2 separate regions of the Homo sapiens genome follow, and region 1 is linked to region 2. The links are chromatin loops, found by intact Hi-C in ENCODE. Cell type or tissue: PC-3. All regions are shown on one strand. Links, peaks and the distances in the headings refer to the core of each region. The heading gives the core; the rest is flanking DNA.

Region 1 (11,664 bases), core at 2,633-10,632, 80 kb after region 2:
TGCTTGTAAGTTGCTCTTGTCACTGTGCAGACTCAGGTAAAACATCAAAACCAACTGTGATATCTACTTTTAAAATCTGTTGACACTTAAGTCATTAGCTTTATGCAAATTCAAAACCTTTTAAATATCATTTCATGACTTTAAATATACTGTGAAATATTAAATACGTTAAATAATATCTGTTTATTATAAAGCTGATCCTGAGAACATAAGACAAACTTATCGATAGTAGCCCACTGCTAATGAAGTGCAAACTTCCTCAAATGATAAACATGCCCTGGTCCTTCTATACTTAACATTGTTTCTTCTGTCAGTCATAGGAACTGTTTATAACTCTCCACGTTTATCAAGCTGTTTCAAGTTCTTTAGAGAGATGGTTCCCTACACCTTCAATGCATTCCATCTCCCACTGCAGCTAATCTCACACACACACACACACAAAGCCCCCTACACAAAATCCTACTTGTCCTAAATTAGCTCAAGTGTCATCTCCTTTAAGAACCCTTCCCTGATCTCCTCAGATATAAATTGATATTAATATAAATGGCAATGTCAGAACTATAAAAGGAGGCAGGAGAGATGAGACAGAAAAGGGACAGAATACATACCAAAGGAAGACAGAACGGGGGAAAGGAGCCTGAGTAAAATATTTTCCAAATGAAAGCGTCTGACGCACTGGAGAACTTCCACCCAGTGCTGAATGTAAAAAACAACAACAACAACAAAACTATTCAGGATGACAATGCCTAGCCAATGAAAAAGTAAAACCTTATAGTAACACAAGGTGGATACTGCAGGTTAGATTCTCCAGGAAGCAGACTCTGACACATTTGTCAAGTAGAATGTTAATGAGGGAGTGCGGGTGAGAAGAACATCTGTTGTAAGGAGGAGAAGAAACAGGAATTGAGCAAAGAAAGAAGTTGAACAGATGAACTTCACTGCAGACCCAATGAGAGCCACGGCCAACCCTTCAGGGAGCACTAAAGTCAGCATGGCCCTTCAGAATTGAGAAAGGGCAAGAGAGACAGCCACCCTACATCAACCAGCCATTGGGCCACATTGGGATGAGGTGCTGCATTCAATTAGATTTCAACCTCAGATTATGATCTTGAGAACCTGATCGCTGACTTTTTAGAATTCTTCTCCCATTTGGGGCATTATTTCAAATAGAAATACCTTTATTTTGAAAGGTGTGCTTTTTTCCTATCAGGAAATAAATACAAATTTCAGTTGCAAGTACCTAGGACTATATATACAAAAATCATTCTCTCATTCTTTATCCATGCTATTGAGATAGTTGTAATTATCAATGATAAAAATGGTTATGAATTTACAAAGCATATCTTTTCCTTCCATTCTGTTTTACTGAGTTCAAGCTGAGACACCTTTTTGGTAACTTTTCTAGTATTCCTATCCTCACAAATGATAAACGAGAAAATTTAAACTAATGTTTTGGCTGTTTCTGAGATCTGTCATGCAATTTATGCTTCACATAAGCAGCACACAAGAGTAGAGAACTAAAGTCTTGCAAACCAGCAAAAATCACACTGTCTGGCAATCTCTCAGACTAGCTGGTCATAGTCTCTATTTTTCTGGCCCAGAAATATTTCTACAGTAATTTTTCAAACTTTTCTCATTTTTTATAATTTCAGTAACATTAGCATACTATGCATAAAGATAAGCACTTAAGACTTCTTGCCTGACGCTTTCACAAGAGCACTTTTTCTGCCACACAATTGTCTCCCAGAGTGAAAAAAGTAGAGACATGCTCCTACTTACAAACAAAAATAACATCTGGAGGTTATTAATATTCACATTAACTACACACATACACACACACACACACAATGTTCATTCTCAATCCCACATAATTAGTCTGCCAGGCTTCAAGCAGAATAATCCATAACCATCTTGACATGAAAAAATAAAACCTGGCCATACAGTTTTCAAACACATTTCTCTACCCTAAAGCTCAAGGACAAAAAGTGAGAAGAAATTCTACTTTGGGCAAATGAGGTTCCTGAAACTATAGCACTTGCATAAATTACTTTAGAAAACTAGATCAGACAGACCAGATCACTTAACAATGAATATGTTTTCCCTATATCTGAAACATTCTCCAGAATGGATCAACTTTTTTTAAACCAGAATATCATTAACTGAGATAATGTAGCTTAAATCCCTTCAGTATGTTTATTCACCATTTGGAGTGTCCAGGAGCACAGAGAATGTGGGAGGAAAAAAAGATAAATCAACACAGTTAAATTTTAAGGCAAAAGGAAGGGTCTGTATACGGCACAGAACTAAGAATTTTTCTAAGTGTGACTGATACTAACAATGAAAATCCGTGAATAAACTTTGGAAGCAAGGGGGAATGGAAAAATACATATATTTTAGCTTTAATGCATCAGTACAACAGAAAACAAAAGGTCACTCAAAAACTGTCCAAAACCTAAGTAGAGTACATATTCCCCAAGTACAGGAGAATACATAAATTTTTACTTGCCATGGTCAAGTTTTCTCAACATGAGAAGATACAGATTCCTCAATAAACACATACCCTCTGATTAGAATCCAGTTTGGTTTGATGCAGTGGATTGTGAACCATCTGCATCACAATGACCTGCAAAGCAATTAAAAATGCAGGTTTCTAGGCTCCACTCTAGAACTAGTAAACTAGTTAAGACTCAGAAAGCCGCACTGTTTAAGAACTTGTAGGTGATTCTCTTACATTAAAGCCTAGTAACTGTTTTTGTGTAGACTCTGTAATGGTAACATATTTGCTCCAAGTTATATTTTATTCATTTTTACAACTATTTTACAGGTTAAACTCAATTCAATGGCACAACAGTTCTGAAGTCTAACTACACATTACAATTCCCTAAGGAGCCTTTAAAACATACCAAAACCTGAATCTCACCAACTACACCAGATTCTCTAGGGATAAAGAGAGGGTATCATTATTTATTAAAAGCTCCCTTGGTGATTCTAATGTGAAGCGATGTTTCAAATACAGCTCAGAAGATGCTATATATTCTAACTAGGAAAAAAAAAAGTCTACAGAAAAAAATGAAAGAAATAATGTCTGGAAGCTGAGGACACCGATATTTTCAGACACATAATTTTCCCAGTATGATATAAAGAAAACTGGAAAATGATACTGCCCGCAAAAATAAAATCTATGCGAAGCCATGAAGTCTTATTTTAAGGAGGCAAAGTTTCTAGCAAAGACAATAATAAGATAACCACCATATCCATTTTAATTGAATAGAACTTTTAATGTCAATTAAACATCACAAACTTCTATTTATTAATGAATAAGAACAAATTTAAAAGAAATCAGACAATGAACTAGACTTCTAAAGGAAGGGGTGGGCTGAAATATGCATTTTAATTTTGCTCCCTCCTAAAACCCCATTACAATCGAAACAAGCTTTGTAATTGTCATTACTGTGTGTGTGTGTGTGTGTGTGTGTGTGTGTGTGTGTGTGTGTGTGTGTGTGTGTTTATGGTAAAAATTCATAGGCAGCAGAGATGAGTGGAACCAATCCCAGTCCTGAGCTGCGCCCCAGAAACTCCAGGGCTCTCTGCACCCATCCTGCAATGGTGAATACTGAAGAAATGAGGAAGAGTACAAGCAGTAGAGGACAAACAGGCTTTCCGGAGGAGAGCCTCAACCTAAAGCTGAGGCCAATAGTGGGCAAGGGCAGGAGGTCCAGGCTGCTGTGGGCTATGATCACACCCCTGCACCCTAGTCTGGATGACAGAAGAAGATCTTGCCTCTAAAAAAAATTTTTTTAAATAGTAGGCAATGGGACCCTATGCTCCAACCCTCTTCTTTCTTTCTGCTCCTCCTGGACGTACCCACAGTATGTTACTTGTGGACACTCGAATCTTCTCTTTCCTTCCAAGACCTCACTGAGTCACTGGCCCTCTTTACTCAGGGACATTGTGAATATGCAGGACCCAAAGAATCCTGCAGATAGGCACTGTGGGACCAATTACTTCTGAAATATTGACAACTATAGCTACTATTGGAGTTTACTGAGCAACAGGATGAAGAAACAGCAGCATCTGAAGCATTCATTTACCTTCAGCATTGATCAAATATTTTAAGCAGTACTGGTCTCTTTTGCTACTCTAAAGCATATTCCCTCATCAAGAAGAAACGTGACAAGTGAACCTAAGAGTTACAGAACCCTCAAAGAGACCAAGTGATAATTAACTTGGTCCAGTTTTACCAGCAAGTATATGAAAGCTGGTATCTTAGTGTTTTTTCTTCAGTGTCCAAGTTCAGACAGGTTAAGCAATAGGTTCAGACAGGTTAAGCAACTTTCCCAAGGACACAACGCTACTAAGTAAAAAAGCCGGAGAACTTCAACCTTGATGTTTTAATTGCCAAAAGCTATGCCCTGCTACACTACAAGACACAGGAAGTTTTCTCAAATTTTAAGTAGAATTACACCCTAATTAAGTGTAAAAATAATTCACAGGAAATAAATTTCTGCATGGTCCAGAAAGGTTATATCCAGGGAATAAACTGATATAGCAAAAGGGAGAAGAGAAAGATAGTTACCCTCGTTTCCAAGAGTTTAAACAGAAATACACCTGGGAAAACCTGTTGTCACTGTTCTCATTCACAACCTACTTTTTAGTACTCTTTAAGTGCAACCTCTCTGGTAACTGATTTTATGCAAAATTTTTCCTGTAAATCTGTTCATCCTGCAGCAATCTAATAGTGCAATACTTCTTGTTTGCAAACTTTTAATGTAAAAAGATATCACATGGGGATCTTACTAAAATGCAGATTCTGACTGAGTATGGCTGGAGTCGGGAGATGCTGTATTCTGGGGGTAGAAAAAGGATATTGCAGTATCCCCTTGACTAGCAAGGATCTAGTGCAGTGCTGTGTCATACTATAGAAATAATGCAAGTGGTATATATTGTTTTAAATTTCTTAGTAGCTACTTTAATAAAACTTTTTTAAAAGGTAAACTTAATTGTTGTAATATATTTTGTCTAACTCAATACATCCAAATCATTATCAGTTCAATGTGTAATCAATATTCTAAAATTAATGAGATTTTACATTCTTTCTTCATACTAAGTCTTTGAACACAGCTTGAATTTTCCACTTACAGTACACATTTTAATTCAGAATAGCAACATCCCAAGGGCTCAATAACCACATATGGCTAGTGGCTTCCTTACTGAACAAATATAAGTAGACTGAATTTTAGCTACTCTGTACCTCTAGCTTGCTTGGAATGTTTAAACAGTTCAAAATTTATCATTAGCCAACTACATAAAGCTTAGCTGTGGTACCAGTGGAATTGAAGAGTGCTTTTATTTGTTTCTTACATTTTCCTTTTGTCCTGACAATTCATGACTGAGTGCTGCAGCACAGGACGGATATAATAGGCAGTGAAATAGACTCTAGGGAGGGGTGGCAGAAGGCTGGGTGATGGCAGGAATGGTAGTGGGAAAACAGAAAGTTAGTGTATTTTCAAGATATAATCTTGGCATAGTTTAGGAGAAAAATGTGGAAAAGATGTTTGCTTACTTTTATGAATACAGATGTTTTCACTAACCTTTTAAAAATCTAAAATAAAGATCTGGTTTAGATACCAATTTAAATACCAAATATTCATTTTTAAAAAACAGCTAAAGAAGTAAAAGACAGCTGATCCACAGCAAAACAAAAAGTAAATTCAATACTCCTGTCAGAGAGAGCCAAAGAGATTTCTACATGCCAGGATTTCCCAAAGAACATTAAGCAATTAAGATGAATAATGTCTATGATACTCACCAGAAACAAAGTTTCAGCCAAAGAAAGAATCCACTAGACATCTGCCCAGATAAGATACTTAAATCACATTTTGGGACTACTTGAAGTAAATATGAAGAAGCAGTACCAGAAACGTCAGGGTGGAAATAAAAAGATACCAACTCAATTCACTTGTTGGCTTTCTTCTTGAGTACAAGTGAAGAGCTGATAGGCTCCATGGTGATGACGAAATAATGAAATAAAAACCAAGAAACAGCTGATCTAAGTGCACTGTTGTCCATTAACTGAGGTTTTGCATTCAGACAGGAAAGCAGTAAAGACAACAGATGTCAGCACCAATGTCCTATGCACTACACCATCCACATTCTGTCATGGTTGCAGAATTCTCAGAATTGGGCTGGAATATATGGCAAGAGATTCAAATTTCAGAAGGCTTGTAGGATCTAAATCCAGATTGTAAAATATCTAAAACAGAATGGTCATGTATTAAAATCTTGGTAGTTCAAACCAATGACAGTGAAGGAAAGGAACCTACATTTATTGAGGTTTAAGTAACAGCCATAAGAATTACATCAGTGAAAACAGTAGAGTGAGTACCTCTGAAAATTCTCTCCTTAACTTTTTCAAAATTCTGGAAATTAACTAAAAGCTTGCAGCAATCCATGGAACATTTTTTCAAGAAAAACAGCTGAATCTCCGTAAGAACAGCAAATTTAATGGTATTTCAACTTACCCTATTCCTTCCCTCTGATCTGCAGCTCCACAGTCACCATGAAAACCAGCAACACATAATACCACTGAAAGCCAGGAGCCTGGCAGCCACCAACGGATTTTAAGTGCCTTCAAAGCCTCATTCCCAGAGAACTGTCATTATATCAACCTATCCGGTGACATCCTCAAACACGCTACTTGGACTGTCTTTATTTGACCTGACTCACAGCTTGGCTAGAGCAAAAAAAAAAAAAAAAAAAAAAAATCTCTTCCCCACAAGCATTTGCCTAAAATATTTAGAGGGCCAGGTGGGGTGGCTCATGCCTGTTATCCCAACACTCTAGGAGGCTGAACCAGGAGAATCATTTAAGGTCAGGGGTTTGAGACCAGCCTGGACAACATAGCAAGACTCTATCTCTATAAAAAATTAAATATTAGCCAGGTATGATGGTGCATACGTGTAGTCCCAGCTACTTGAGAGGCTGACACAGGAGGATACCTTCAAAGAGTTTAAGGCTGCAGTGAGCTATGATCATGCCACTGCACTCCAACCTGAGTGAAGGGTGAGAGCCTGTTTTGCAAAGAAAAAAAGTATTTTGAGGCAATTATTTAATGTTGTGGCTGCCTGAAATGGTAGAAAGCAGTAGGACAAAGATAAATACACTAATGAAAAAGCTTAAAAGAAAAAACTGAGAAGTAAGATGCCCATGGAGACTTTGAAAAGTTTAGACATATTCCTGAAAATCTCAAAGTCTATTCACATGTACAGGGCTGTGTGTATGCTCAGAACTGTGTACATGCTCAAAGAAGTCCGGACAAGACTGACTCAGAGGCTCTGTGCAAGAAGGAAGTGATGGCTAAGCAAAGTTATCAAATGTCTGGATGACTGTTAAAGGAGTGTACCAACACACACAAAGAGCCTCTCAGCAAAAACTGGGAAAATGACTGGTCCCAGGAGTTTAAGGAAATCTGTACAATCACTAGCTGACCACAAAGCCATTTGAACAGACTTCTGTGGCCATGCACAGAGAATACAAACTTTACAGATTACAGAAAAGTCACCTAACAAATAAAAAACAACAAACAGCAACAATAAGGATCCTGGAGCCAAATATGATTTTCAAAGTTGCCACCCCACTATATTATATAAAATGTCCAGTCTTCAACAACAACAACAAAATTACAAGACACGCCAAGAAATAAAATAGTATGGCCTATACATAGAGGGAAAAACAATCAATAGAAACTGACCTTAAGGAAACCCAGATGTTGGCTGTATTAGACAAATATTTTAAATCAATTATCTTAAATACGTTCAAAGAACTAAAGGAAACTGTGCAAAGAAAGTATGAGAATGATGCTTCACCAAATAGAGAATATTTTTAAAAAGCTATAAGAACCAAACGGAAATTCAGGATTGAAAAGTACAATTACTGAAATGAAAAATTCACTAGAAGGGCTCAACAGCAAATCTGAGAAAATGGAAGAAAAATTCTTCAAATATGAAGATAGGTCAATTGAGATTATCTAATTCTTCAAATATGAAGATAGGTCAATTGAGATTATCTAATCCAAAAACAGAAAGAAAACAAAATGAAGATAAAGGACCAATGCCTAGAGAACTGTAGGACACCATCAAGCACACTTGCATACATACAGTGAGAGGGGAGGAGAGAAAGGAACAGAAGGACTATTTAAAGAAATCATGGCCAAAACCTTTACAACTTTGATGAAAAGCATTAAAATCTGTATATCCAAAACAAACTCCAAGTAGGATAAACTCAAAAAGATCCACACCTACATACCATAATCAAACTATCCAAAGACAAAGCAGCAAGAAAAAAGTGACACATCACATACAAGGGATCCTCCATAAGATTAACAGCTGGTTTCTGATCAGAAATCATGGAGGCCAGAAGGCAGTAGAATTACGTATTCAAAGTGCTGAAAGAAAAATGACTGTCAATCAAGACTTGTGAAACAATGTCATTTTCCCCCTTTCTTCCCTCCATTATGGCATTCTTTTCTGTTAAATATTTTCCAGTACAAAAAAGGGAAAAAAGAAATTGTTAACAAGACACATAAAAAACTAACAGCAAAATGGAAGAAGTAAATCCTATCTTATCAGTCATTACGTTAAATGTACATGGATAAATATTCCAATTAAACATTCCATTGACAGAATGGTTAAAAAAGAAAAAAACATGATCCAAGTATATGTTTCTACAAGAGACACACAACACACTATATCCACCAAATATGATGAAATTAAGACATTCTCAGATAAACAGAGACTAAGAGAATTTGTAGTTAGAAAATCTGCCCCACAAGAAATAATAAAGGGAGTCCTTCAGACTGAAATAAAAGAACACTAGATTAACTCAAATGCAGATGAAGAAATAAAAAGCACAGGTAAAGCTAACTACATAGGTAAGTATGAATGACAGTATAAATGTATTTTTGCTTATATTTTATTTTTCTTTTCTTCTTCTACCTAATTTAAAAGACTGTTGCACAGAGCAAATCATAAATTTGGTTAACGGGTACATGATGTATAAAGAATAATTTGTATGAAATAACAGTACAAAGGAAGGGGAAGGGAAGGCACTATATGGGAACAAAGTTTTTATATACTATTGAAATTAAGTGAGTATTAATTCAAACTAGAGTGTTATAAATTAAATTTTCAATTGTTAATTATAATCCCCAGGGCAACCACTAACAAAATAACTCAAAAAATATACTAAAATACAAGATAAGGAAATTAAAATTATGCACTGGAAAATATCTAACAAAAAAGAATGCCATAACGGAGGAAAAATGGGAAAAAATTACGTAAGACATAGAAAACAAATGGCAAAATGGCAGAAATAAATCCTATCTTATCAGTAACCACATTAAATGTACAAAGACTAAATATTCCAATTAAACATTACATTGACAGTTTAAAAAAAAAAAAACTGAACTAAACATGATCCAAATATATGCTTTCTACAAGAAACACACTTTAAATATAAAGACATGAATAGGTTGAAAGTGAAAGGATGGAAAAGCTATTTCATGAAAACAATACCAAAAGGAGAGATGAAAATGGCTACACTAACATCTAACAAAATAAGACTTTAAGAAAAAAACTGTTACTAGAGACAAGGGATACTTTAGAATGATAGAGGTAAATTTGTAGCAGACATCCAACAACAGACACCCAAAATACATGAAACAAAACTGACAGATTTCAGAGGACAAATAGACAATGCAACAATAATAGAGACATGTATCCCACTTTCAGTATTGGATAAAATAATTAAATGGTCAACAAGGAATAGAGACCTGAACAGCACTGTAAATCAACCTGACCTAACAGACACCTACAGGGTATTTTACCCAACAACAATAATATATACATTCTTCTCAAGTGCACATGGAACATTTTAGGATAGAACATGTGGTAGGTCATAAAACCAATCTTGATACATTTAAAAGGACTGAAATCACACAAACTACGCTCTCTAAAAACAATGGAACAAAATTAGAGATTAATAACAAGGAGATCTGAGAGATATACAAGTAAGTGGAAATTAAACTCACTCCTAAATAATAGGTCAAAAAAGAATTCAGATGGGAAATAGGAAAATACTTTGAGACAAATGAAAACAAAAACACAATCACCAAAACTAATGAGATGTAATGAAAGCCACACTTAGAGGAAATGTATAGCTGTAAATGCCTGTATTTTAAAAAGTAGAAAGATTTCACATCAATAACCTAAAATTTAAAAACTGGTAAAAGAACAAACTAAATTCAAAGCAAGCAGATAAAAATAGTAAAGGTATCAGAGCAGAAAGAAATGGAGAACAGAAAAAAATAAGAGTAAAATCAACAAAACCAAAAGTTAGTCCTTTTAAAAGGTAACAAAATTGATTCTTCCTTTTAAAAGACAACAAAATTAACTATTTTTAACCCATTTAAAAGATAACAAAATTGGAATACCATGTAGCCATAAAAAGGAAAGAGATCATGTCCTTTGCAGGGACATAGATGGAGCTGGAGGCCATTATCCTCAGCAAACCAACACAGAAACAGAAAATCAAATACCACATGTTCTCACTATTAAGTGGGAGCTGAATGATGACAACACATGGACACAGGGAGAGAAACATCACACACTGGGGCTTGTTGGGGAAGTGGGGGAAGGGAGAGCATCAAGATAAGTAGCTAATGCATGCAGGCTTAATACCTAGGTGATGGGTTGACAGGTGCAGGATACCACCATGGCATACGTTTACCTACATAACAAACCTGCATGTCCTGCACATGTATCCCAGAACTTAAAAGTAAAATTAAATGTAAAAAAAGATAACAAAATTGGCAATAAACTCCATTAAATAATACACGTAATTTTATTAAATAGTCACAACCACCTATGAAGGTACATTTGGCTATGCCCAATTCACATAAGGTTGTGAGTTATTACATCACTTACCCTAGGACGCAGAACAAGGGGAAAAAAGTTAAAATTTAAGCCTTATGTTTTTTACAGAATGCTGTACCACCTGGACAAGTTTCTGGATTTACAAAAATCTAAACTCTGTATTTTAAAGAATACAATTATCTTAACTGAACTTGCTTTTGTCAAATATAGGCTTTTAATTATACTATTCTTTTGGCTTAACTTGGGCATTATTGCAAAACATTAGTCTTCATTAACTTACTAACCTCACATACTTATAAAGTGTGTACTGACAGAAAACCAAAGGGAATTTGTATAAACAGATGCAATTTATTTATAATTAAGGCAGAGGTCACATGTAAATATTTGAAATATTTGAAAAAATATATACAAATTATATTATTTAAATAATTTTCTGGAAGTTATGTTTATATTAATTAGTGAACCTTTGAAAAAACTTTTTCCCCTAATTAAACTTTTTACTACTCGCTCAATTATCAAATGCTACCAATTATCAAAGAGCTAATTCATATCGTTTTTACACTATGTTAAGTCTATACCACCACTATCACCACTACTGTGCAATCCCAATGCTGCCTTAACTGCAAATTTAAGGCTGAAAAGTCTATAGAGCTCTAAGAACACAAAAGGTAGCGTAGTGGAGAGGCTATCGACTAGGCTAGGGGCCACAGGAAAACCACGATATATCTGAATC
Region 2 (11,664 bases), core at 907-8,906:
CAACATTTTCATTTAACATCAACAACAACAGATTATATATATGCTTCCCCTGCCCAATCGATTTTATGGTATATTAGTGAAATTAAAATTTCTAAAATATCTGTAATTTCCATTGACAAATGTCAATTGATATCGTTTGACTGTGTCCCCACCCAAATCTGATCTTGAATTGTAACTCCCACAATTCCCACATGTCATGGGAGGGACCCAGTGGGAGGTAATTAATTGAATCATAGGGGGCGGGTCTTTCTTGTGCTGTTCTCGTTATAATGAGTAAGTCTCACGAGATCTGACAGTTTTATAAAGAGTTCTCCCGCACAAGCTCTCTCTCTTTGCCTGCCGCCATCCATGTTAAGACATGACTTGCTCCTCCTTGCCTTCCGCCATGATTGTGAGGCCTCCCCAGCCATGTGGAACTGTAAGTCCATTAAACCTCTTTTTCTTCCCAGTCTCGAATATGTCTTTATCAGCAGCATGAAAACAAACTAATATATCAATGTTATCACGTTAAATATATTATGAAGTATAAATACCAGAGAAAACATGTAAGACTGTGGTAGGCAAAATTCTAAAGAGGGTCTCCCTTGCCCCCCAAGATTCCCACCCCATGGTTGTTCAATCAATCTAGGTACTGCTGAGAATAGAGGGTGCAAATGTAATTAAAATCCCAGGTCAGTCGATCTTAAAATATAAAAATTATCTGGATAGGCCTAATCTAATCACATGAGCACTTCAAAAGTAGAGTTTTCTCCAGCTGGTAGCAGAAGGGAAAGTCAAAGATTTGAAGCACCAAGTACCACCCCTGGCTTTGAAGCCTGAGGGGGTCACATGAGAGGGAATTCATGCAGCCCCTAAAAGTTATGCCACCACACCTCCCACAATGACAGCCAGCAAGGAAACAGGGACCTCAGATCTACAACCATAAGGAACTGGATTCTGCCAACAGAATCTGCAGATGAGAACCCAGCCCAGCCAATACTTTGATTTCCGCTTTAGGAGACCCTGAGCAGAGAACCCAGTTAAGCCTGCCCAGACTTCTAACATGCAGAACTGTGAGATAATAAATGGGTATTCTTTTAAGCCCTTAAGCTTGTGATAATTTCTTATACATATTCAACAAAAAACAAATACTAACAACATCTAAGACCTTAGGAATTTCTGAGTGCTCTCAGATTTTATATGCTCCTTTATCTCTCATGGAAGTAAAACTCTTTCCCAGGACTTGGGATGTAAAGCCTCAGAAGCTTTTGCCTCCCAGCACTCCCAGGACCCCATTGAATGCAATGACTTCAGTACCATCCCAAACCACCTTCTTAAGGCTTCCTCAAAGGAGTAAGCTATGCACTTGAAGGCAAATCCTAGAGGAAGGAGCAAATTCTGCAGGTGAGATAGGTAACTGGAGGGAGGTACACAGATCTGACACAGTTCAATAACCAGCTCTCCTATCTCCCTGGCAATCTTGCATTTTAAGTGTGAAGTCTACAATCTGTTCCACATCCCATTCTGCAGTTCTCAAGACAACACTCTTTCCCCCTAAAGGGAGGAAAATTTAATTCCTTTCCCTTTCCATGGCAACGTTTTTTAATTCCCCCTTCCAAGGTGTCTACCACTGTGTCCACTAGCCAGTCTTTTTCAGAGATATTTTCCTTCCAGTGAAACTGCCAATTCCTTTACCTATGGCAACTCCCATAATATACAATAGGGAATATGAAGTTTCACCTGCACTGCACAGCACCTTAATAATCAGGTAGAATGCTTATGTTTAAATGGAAAAGCAAGGAAATATAAAATTGTATATTGTCCATAATTATTTTAAAAATCATATTCCCAGACATGATGGGAAAGGAGAATATATCCCAAAGCAATATTCTTTGAAACTAACCATTTGAAGACATTTGTATAAGGAAAAATGTGCTTATACGGATGTTCTGTTAAAAAACTCTCAGCATTGCCATAAAAAAGGATGAGTTCATGTCCTTTGTAGCGACATGGATGAAGCTGGAAACCATGATTCTGAGCAAACTATTGCAAGGGACAGAAAACCAAACACTGCATGTTCTCACTTATAGGTGGGAATTGAACAATGAGAACACATAGACACAAGGCAGGGAACATCAGACACCGGGGCCTGTCATGGGGTAGGGGGATGGGGAAGGGACAGCATTAGGAGAAATACCTAATGTAAATGACGAGTTAATGGGTCCAGCAAACCAACACAGCACATGTATACCTATGTAACAAACCTGCACGTTGTGCACATGTACCCTAGAACTTAAAGTATAATTAAAAAAAAAAAAAGAAAGAAAAAATGGTTAAGATGGTAAATACTATGTGTATTTTATTACAATTAAAAATAAAATATATAAAATCAAAAAAAAAAACTCTCTGCATTGTAAAAAGCCTATACCAAAATAATCTCACCACCATGGGAAATAGGATTATGGGAAAGCCTCTTTTTTTTTTCTTTTCACTTTTCTGTATGTTTTATTTTTACAAGGGAAAGGGCAAAAGAGATAAAGGGAAAGAAAAAGGAAAGAGAGAAAGAGAAAGTCACAAGCTAGCTTCTTCCTCCTCTGCGTATTACTTACAGCAACCATTTGCAAATGTAAAACAACCTGTCATAAATCAATGAGATTAGATAATCTATATAACTACAATGTGCAAAGCTAGGCATTCATATTTATGGTCAGGAAAGAACAAGAATAAAAATGCTTCTATGAAGAAATTTGCCCATGTTATAGTAGTAAAAAAGATTTTTTTGTTAATCACTGAACCAAATTATGAGTTATCTGATATAAGCTATCTGAACAGTAGTGGAGACCCCTCTCAAGGCAGAAAAAGAGAGGAAGAAATACCCCGGCTCTTCCCCTCTTTCCGCCCTCCTGTCTTCCACGTGTGCTTCCCATTTGCCAAACCGAGCCAAAAGCCTGCTGGCAAAGGAGCCTGAGAAATGTTATTTGCCAGGATCGGCCTCCTACAGTAGAGAACAGAGCAGACAGAAGGTAGGATGTCCCAACTCCAGATCTATGACATTAATTACTGAACAGTACAGACATAATTACATATACAGTACAGGTTCATTTACATAAAACGCTCTCATACTTTGACAAGGCACCGTAGTCAAATAACATACATATGTATATTTATATACATGAGATCAACTGAATAAACAAGGTTTCAATACTAAATTTGTACTGTCATGAAAGGCAAACTACTAATCAAAATGAGTAGTTAATAATTAAGAACAATAAAACATCTGAAATTGCCATGGAAAATCAGAAATAATATCACCCAATACACATTCATAAAGGACATCAAAATGCAATCAGTGTTAAGTATATGCTGCTATCAAAGTGGACCAGGATTGCTCTTTTTCTTAAAGGAAAAAAAAAAACCACTAAAATATGCATGGGGAAAGTATAATAAGACTTGATCAAAGTGTTCTTTCTGTATAAGGCTAACAAAAAGCATCTGAAAATAATTCTGAGGAAAAAGTGACTTTTTGCCACTTTTCACTTTTTTTAACAGATTCAAATTTTATTTATTGTATTATCTTTATCATTTGTAGTCAGAATTTGACAGAGGTCACAGAAGCTTTAGATTAATGTTATAAATATTTCTTGAAATGGTGACAAAAATATCATTTCTGCTTAAAATATAGTGATGAAGGGGAAAAAAATTTGGCCTCTTAAATAGAAAAAAAAATAGCAGCTGTCTATATGCTGGTAAAACTGCATATATATATATATATAATCAACTGAATAAACGAGATTTTGATACAAAATTTGTGCTGTCAAGAAAGGCAAACAGGACTGCCAGTTTCCTGCAGTTTAACCATAAGAAACACACATAATGAATTTCTGAAATGACATGTTTTAGAAGATTTTACCATTGGTCTAAGTATTGTCCCCTTTCTTAAAAAGAACAGAGACAATGTAGGGGAAATCCAATAAGTAGTCCTCCTTTATCTGTTATTTCACTTTTCACAGTTTCAGTTACCCATGGTCAACCTCGGTCAAAAAATACTAAATGGAAAATTCCTGAAAAAAACAATGTATAAGTTTTAAACTGCATGCAGTTCTGAGTAATGTGATGAAATCTCACACAGTCCCGCACCGCCCCACTCCGTCCCGCCTGGAACATGAATCATTCCTTTGTCCAGTGCATCTACACTGTGGACTACCCGCCGGTGACTCACTTGGGAGTCATCTCAGTGACCAGACCAACTCTCATGGTATTGCAGTGCTTGTATTCAACTCACGCTTCTTTGACTTAATAATAGCCCCAAAGCACAAGAGGAGTGATGCTGCCAACATGGATATGACAAAGAGGAGCTGGAAAGTGCTTCTGTAAGTGAAAAGGTGAAGTTCTCAACTTAATAAGGAAAGAAAAGAAATCATACACTGAGGCTGCTGAGATCTACAGGAAGAATGAACCTTCTATCCATGAAACTGTGAACAGTATATCATTATAACTGTTCTGTTTTATATTAGTTATTGTAAATCTCTTACTGTGCCTAATTTATAAATTAAAGTTTATCAAGTACATATGTACTAGAAAAACCACAGTATATATAGTGTTCATTACTATCTGCAGTTTCAGGCATCCACTGGGGGTCTTGGAACATATTCCCCTTGGATGGAAGGAAACTATTGTACCATCAGAAAGATAGATTTATTAAAACTGTGTTATATTATTTTGAACAACAATGTTACTAAAGTGATTCTTAAAAAATAAGTATGTCACAAGGAATTCAAATAACTGAGTTACATGTGTGAATATCCGCAAAAGAATTTTGATATAACAAAATAGACTTAATGCTAAAAACAAACTACAATTTTCTTTACTTATTCAAAATTGTTGCAGGTCCTTAGAAAAATCATCACTGTACAGTACTAAGGAAAAAAATAATTAGGCTTTTACATGTTTATATATTGTGAGTTCAGGTATGAGTCTCCACAGAATATGGCAATAATTATTTAAAATACACAGACACTTTCTAAATCGAATCTGTGAATGCTGTTTAGTGGTTTCTCTCAAAATTCTTTTCAGCGTTATGCACCTCCATCAGACTTGATAACAGCCTAGCAATTTTACTAAAAAAACACTTCACATATAAGAAAACTCAAGAGCTCTGAACTAAAAATAGTGCTAAATGGGGAATATTTCCTAATGTCTTAATATCTGGGCACCACAGACCAGGCTCAGGAACACATCCTCCCATGTGTTATCTAGCACCACCAATGTGGAAGTGCCAAAAACCAGAAACAGGAATCAAAGAAGGTGACAGGTAAATTTCAGTAGCTGGTAATTCACAAACACAGAAATAGCCATCAAATAAGCCCCAAGGGTAAATTGTATCACTATTCTTATTCAATTCTCTATTTTGAGTGGGAACAACAGGATGAGAAGACTGAAGGAAAAAACATGATTTCTGAAAGTGATTATAAAACTAGCTCTTCTGCAGCAAGGGTGTTGCCTTAAACTTCACTTCTAGAAAATATCTCCTCAGAGAGCCAATTAACCACAGGGAAAAATTATTCGGAGGCGATATTTAAAATAATTTGGAAAAAACTATTAGAAAGCACCATTAGCATAATAATCACAACTCCTCTGCTAGGCAACAGCTGGTTAATCAACCTAAAATTAACACATTTACATATTAGCAAAGCTTTTAAATGTTATACTTTTCTATAACTGAGATTCATCCTTTCCTTCATCTCAGTCCCTTATCATTAAAGATACTCCTAAATTCAGAAGGCTCGCTAAAAATACAGGGTTCCAACAATGTATATAATTTTACCAGACATTTTATACAAAGGTTCCTATGAAACTCTAAGAACTTTACCTTTACAGGTACTTTATTATGGTAAGTTATTGTCAGTCTTCAGCGCTGCTAGAAAATGATACTGATCTCTTTCTACACTTGAATTCTGTGTACATTAGATTTACTAGTAAAAATGTGCATGCAATATTTAAAGATATATTATAAATATAAATGATATAAATTCTGGGAAAAGAGTATGAATAGAAGAAGGGTAGAAGAAAAGAAAGACCACAAACTAGATGTTTATTTTGAAAAATTTCTAATAAAGGAAGAAATAGCAAGATCCTAGACCACCATGACACTCCAAGTAAGACCTAGAAGAACCATTGTCCCTCCACCTGCATGTTTCATGTAGTTTTTTCCTTGAATATCTTGTAAGTTTTAAAAATTTTTTGAAAGGCTATACAACAAATCATATCAGTAAAAGCAACATCCAGATCACCTAACAACTTAAAGAGCATGCTTGAAATATAGTTTTCAGTTTAATGATTAACAATAGTCACATGCTTAAGCATTGGTTCAACAATTCAAACGGTTATAGGCCTTACGTTATGAAACTGCCAATTGTTAAAATTTTGACCTATAAAATTATCAATTTCATAGACTCCAACTATCAGAGTTCTCAGTAACGTATTAAATAACTTCAATAATTAATACCACTTGATTCATGCCAGAGAAGTCACAGAATCTTTAGCCAGAGAAGTCATAGAATCTTTAGCCAGAGAAGACGTACCACGGGAGAGGATAGGATAGAGACAGACTTAACAGTTGTTTACTGAAGAGCTCCAAACAAACTGGCAAAAATTCAAAACCTGGGCTTTGCATATTAATCAATGGTTACATTTGTGATGGTTCACAAAGCAACATAACATAAAACATTCCGCTTTTAAAGACTGAGATGATAAACATCACTAGGTCCTCTGAATTAAAATTCACTCATAAATCAAAATAAACAGTTAAACATCACACAGGAATAAAAGAGCTAAGGATACTGATTTAAAAAACATTTGCAAATACTTTTTCTTTTATTCAAATTGAAAATGTTTTTACAAGTTGATGGGTTAAAAAGAACCAGTCTAAATTTCACCTTATCTATGATTTCAGTTATCCACAGTCAACTGCAGTCCAAAAATGTAAAATGAAAAATTCCAGAAATAATTCATAAGCTTTAAACTGTGTGCCATTTCGAATAGTGCAATGAAATCTTGCAGTATTATGCTCTGTCTTGGCCAGGACATGAATCATCACCAGCATATCCACATTGTATATGCTACACATACATTAGTATATACAGGGTTCAGTACTCTCCGTGGTTTCTTTCTCTTCATAATTTTAATATCTTATTTTCTGAAAGAGCCTAATATTTAATTGATAAACAATCTCACTGTAAACTGTAAATATTTTACTTTTAGTAATTCAGAAAAACTATAGCATTTTATTAGATTTCTTGAAATACTGAATCTAGTTACAGATTTATGAAGAGTACATAACCATAAATTACAAAAGGATAGAGCCCCATTTTAGGTTTTTACCATTGTTTTGATTTTTAAATGACTATAATAAATATAAAACTCCTTAAATTTTTAAGTTCCAAAATTTCCAGCTCCTTTTTAGATATGTTTATTAAAAAACTAATATTCTGATGTCATAACACAAATCAATAAAAATGTAATACTTAAGCCCTTTTATCTCTGAAGTAATTTAAAAAATTAACCAAATGGAATTGAGTGTAAATACTCCATAAAGGGCTCCCTAAATAAAAAATTTCACTCTCAAAGTTATATTTCACTTAGATTATTATTGAGAAAAAAGGGTCCCTAACTTACTTATTGCTTAAAATCAGTATGATTTTTGAGAGAAATGGTAGTAAAATTGTGGCTCTAATCTCATTTATACTGTTTTCATCATTCACTACACACTTTTGCAACCTAGCATTGCACTTATTTATTCAGAGTGATGCTTTATTTTTTTAAATAGAAGAAAGATTATGGCACCTGCCCTCAAGGAGCTTACACATAAAGAAATTAATAAGAGTATAAAATAAGAATATAATGAGATGTTAAAATGTATTATATAAATAGTATTTTCCATAAGTGCTTAGACAATTCACTGTGGATTCCAGAAGTGAAATCAGTAATTTCATATGTATACAGCATATGACATTTTAATACAGAGTAAACAGACCATCACATGAAATACTAATGTCACCTTTGTTCCATTCAGTAAATTCAATACAGATTTACTGAAGATTTAAAAATTGTAGGAAAAGTAGGGGATTGAAAAAGAGGCAAAAAAAGTTACTGAATGTTCTTTCCCTGGAATGCTGGCACCTCTGAGGATTGCCTGATTCCATAGGCGTATGGGATTTTGTTTGTCTTTTGATTCAGCTATTTTACAACTCTGCAGAGATGGAACTTGCCTTATAGAAAAATGAGAGTAATACAGATCATTCCTATCCACAGAAATGCAAACTGTACCCAGTGAAACAGAACAGTTTTGCCAGATTTACATCCATATGCATGCATTTTAGAATGGTTGCTCTATAAGAGTATGGTAATTTTTGAATTCTCCTTTGAACCACTTTTAACAACTGACTTGTTCTTTCATTAATAATGAGTTAAATATCTTTGGCTTGTGCTCATTCTATATTTCTATGAGAGTCATGATTATATCCTCTTTTAAACTTTATCCTTCAATAAAATGAAAACAAGATGACCCCTACCCTTCCTCAAAGAGCTCACAACCTAGTAGGGAGACAAAGACATTACTATTCAACTAGATTAATACAATAAGGAAAGCATCATGATACAGATAGGAACAGCATACTATAAGAAGTGAAATAAAACTATTTCCCATCTGAAACTTTTAGGAAAGCCTTACATCTTAAGTTACTTACATGAATAGACTTAGGGACAAGATAGATGGTGGATAGCAGACAATGCTAACGTGTAGCTCCCACTTGGACAGACAGAACAGTGTGTGGAGAACACCATGATCTTTACCATGATCTTTTGCTCCAAGAACCACCAAAGAAATGTATCAGGAAAATCAAAAGAATTCAAAGATCTTTGAATGAAGCAGCATGCCACTGCAAATTGCACAGGACAGGCAAAAAACTGAGTTCCCAAAGTATGAGAGGGAGAAAACCTGCCTCTGAACACACAACCCCACTGGAGAATCCATAAATCCAGATTACAGGAAAATGATTTAAACTTACCTAGAGCTTAAACAAATTTAAGGACTCATGAAAAACATAAAAGTGGAAACAGCAGTGAGAGGAAGTGACTTGCATGTACTCCCAGTCTCCAGCTCAAGCCCAGGGAAGCCATCCCCAACTATACCTCACAGGGGCCTTCAGGGAAGGCAGGCAGCAGAATTAGGGAGGGATCACAGGACAGAGAAAGCTTCCTACTGAAATAAGTAGTAATTCTGACTGGGCGTGAATTTCCTTGAGCAGAATCTGGGAGGCAAACAGGAATTGCTTCAGATACAAACGTAGGAGCCACTGGTGACAGACAGGGAGGGGCAAGGTGGGAAAGCCATGCTTGCTTTCTCAGCAGGAAAGCTCACAGCCTGGGGCAAGTTCTGAGTGGGGCACTGCAGGAGCCAGGCCAGCCTCACCAACTATGAGGGAGTTGGGTAAGGCCTCTTGCTACAGCTATCACCCATTTCCCTGAGAAACTATATAGAACAACAGAGGCAACCAAAAGCCCCTCTGGAACATAACCCCATTGGCCTGAGAACCACCCCCTCAATCCCCTACAGTGGCCACAGCAAGCCTCACCCAAGGAAAGTCTAAGCTTGGACCCACCTAAACCAGCCCCAACCTGATGGTATTTCTCTATTTTCCATGGTTGCCAAACACAAAAGATAGAAACTCTTGGGGGCTTTATGGCCCCATCCATCACCTGACAAACTAAAATCCTTATCCTGGCCAATGCAGGGCAAGCACAGATCCCCCTACTACTACTATAGCTGATGCTCTTTTGAAAATGCCACCCACAGGCTGGAGGCCAATCTACTTGGGCCATAACAGCAACTTATGACAGAATAATCTTGCTGCCAGGAAGAAGAAGACAATAGCTAATTCCACTGCCCACAACATCCTGGCTAACCAATGGTCCTTAGTCTCTCCATTTGACAACTTTACTGCTAGCATAACCAGCATTCGAGAAAGCCAGCACACTAAACGTATCTACAACCAAGGACTGGGTCTACCTCACTCCCCTGCCACCTCCATCCAAGCAAGTGCTGGCATCCATGCCTGGGAGACCTGAAGACAGATCACATCACAGGACTCTTTGCAGACATTCCCTAGCACCAGCGCAGAGCCTGGTAGTCCTGCTGGGTGGCTAGACCCAGAAGAGAAATAAGATTCACTGCAGTCCAGCTCTTAGGAAGCCCCATCCTCAAGAAAAGGGGGAGAGCACCACATCAAGGGATCACCCCATGGGACAAGGAAATCTGAACATTAAGACTTGAGTTCCACACCTTTCCACTTAAACAGACTACCAAAATGAGAAGGAACCAGAAAAGTAATTCTGGGAATATGACACAACAGGATTCTACACTACCACCAAAAGATCACACCAGCTCCCTAACAATGGATCTGTACCTAGAAGAACTCTCTGATTTGCCAGAAGAAAAAAAAAATATCAGAAGGTTGATTGTAAAGCTAATCAAGAAGACACCAGAAAAATGTGAAAACCAATGTAAAGAAATTTTTTTAGAAAATACAGGATATAGATAGGAAATTCTCCAGAGAAATAGGTATCATAAAGAAAAAACAATCACAAATTCTGGAAATGAAAGACACACTTACAGAAATACAAAACACCCTGAGAAGTTTCAACAATATATGAGAACAAGGAGAAGAAAGAAGTTCAGAGCTTGAAGAAAATTAACCCAAATTAACTTTTGGCTTTCAAATTAACCCAATCTGACAAAGACAAAAAAAAAAAAAAAGAATAAAAAAATGAACAGAGCCTCCAAGAAATTAGGGATTATGTTAAATGGCCAAACCTAAGAAAAATAGGTGTTCCTGAGGAAGAAAAGAAATCTAAAGTTTAGAAAACTTATTTGTAGGGTTAATTGAGGAAAACTTCCTTGGCCTTCCTAGAGATCTAGACATCTAAATACAAAAAGCTCAAAGAACACCTGAAATATTCACCGCAAAAAAATCACCTGCACACACAGTCATCAGGTTATCTAAATCCCTCATAGTTGGTGAGGCTGGCCTGGCTCCTGCAGTGCCCCACTCAGAACTTAAGACGAAAGAAAGAATCTTAAGAGCTGTGAGATAAAAGCATCAAATAAGCTACAAAAGAAAACCTATCAGATTACCAGCAGATTTGTCAGAAGAAACCCTGTAAATCAGAAGAGACTGGGTTCCCATCTTTAGCCCCCTTAAACAAAATATTTGTCAGCCATGAATTTTATCTCCAGCAAAACTAAGCCTCATAAAAGAAGGAGAGATAAAGTCTTTTTCAGACAAAAAAATCCTGAAGCAATTTGCCACTACTAAGCCAGCACTACAAGAAATGCTAAACAGAGTTCTAGATCTTGAAACAAAACACTGAAAGACACCAAAATAGAACCTCCTTAAAGCATAAATTTCACAGGGCCCATAAGACAATAACATAATGAAAAACAACATATTAAGGCAACAATTAGCATGATGAATAGAACAATACCTCACATCTCAATACTAACAGTGAATGTAAATGGCCTAAATGCTCACTTAAAAGACAGAGAATGGCAGAATGAATTAAAAAAAAAAAAAAAATTCCACCAACCGATTATTTGCTGTCTTCAAGAGACTCCCCTAAGGTGACAAC

The links. A loop is a pair of places that touch in the nucleus more often than their neighbours do. Peaks named below come from ENCODE experiments on the same cell type or tissue, not always from the same donor. Only the 100,000 strongest peaks of a DNase experiment are listed, where the experiment ranks them.
Region 1: a loop joins it to region 2, with 6 times the contacts of the local background. A loop is called at or near these places in 4 of 110 quality-filtered maps.

The regions. Positions count from the first base shown.
Region 1 is chr11:129,218,029-129,229,692 of GRCh38, forward strand. It overlaps a transcript of ARHGAP32 not described here. Among named protein-coding and RNA genes, the nearest start is that of ARHGAP32, 32 kb to the left of the region's middle. In PC-3, for the core only: no CTCF peak of the experiment used is centred there; DNase peaks (open chromatin) are centred at 6,673 and 7,383; H3K27ac peaks cover 1,972 bases.
Region 2 is chr11:129,139,338-129,151,001 of GRCh38, forward strand. The region is part of intron 2 of ARHGAP32 (Rho GTPase activating protein 32); the gene reads right to left. Among named protein-coding and RNA genes, the nearest start is that of ARHGAP32, 47 kb to the right of the region's middle. RefSeq lists an enhancer at 3,405-4,604. In PC-3, for the core only: no CTCF peak of the experiment used is centred there; a DNase peak (open chromatin) is centred at 4,224; H3K4me3 peaks cover 2,193 bases; H3K27ac peaks cover 3,375 bases.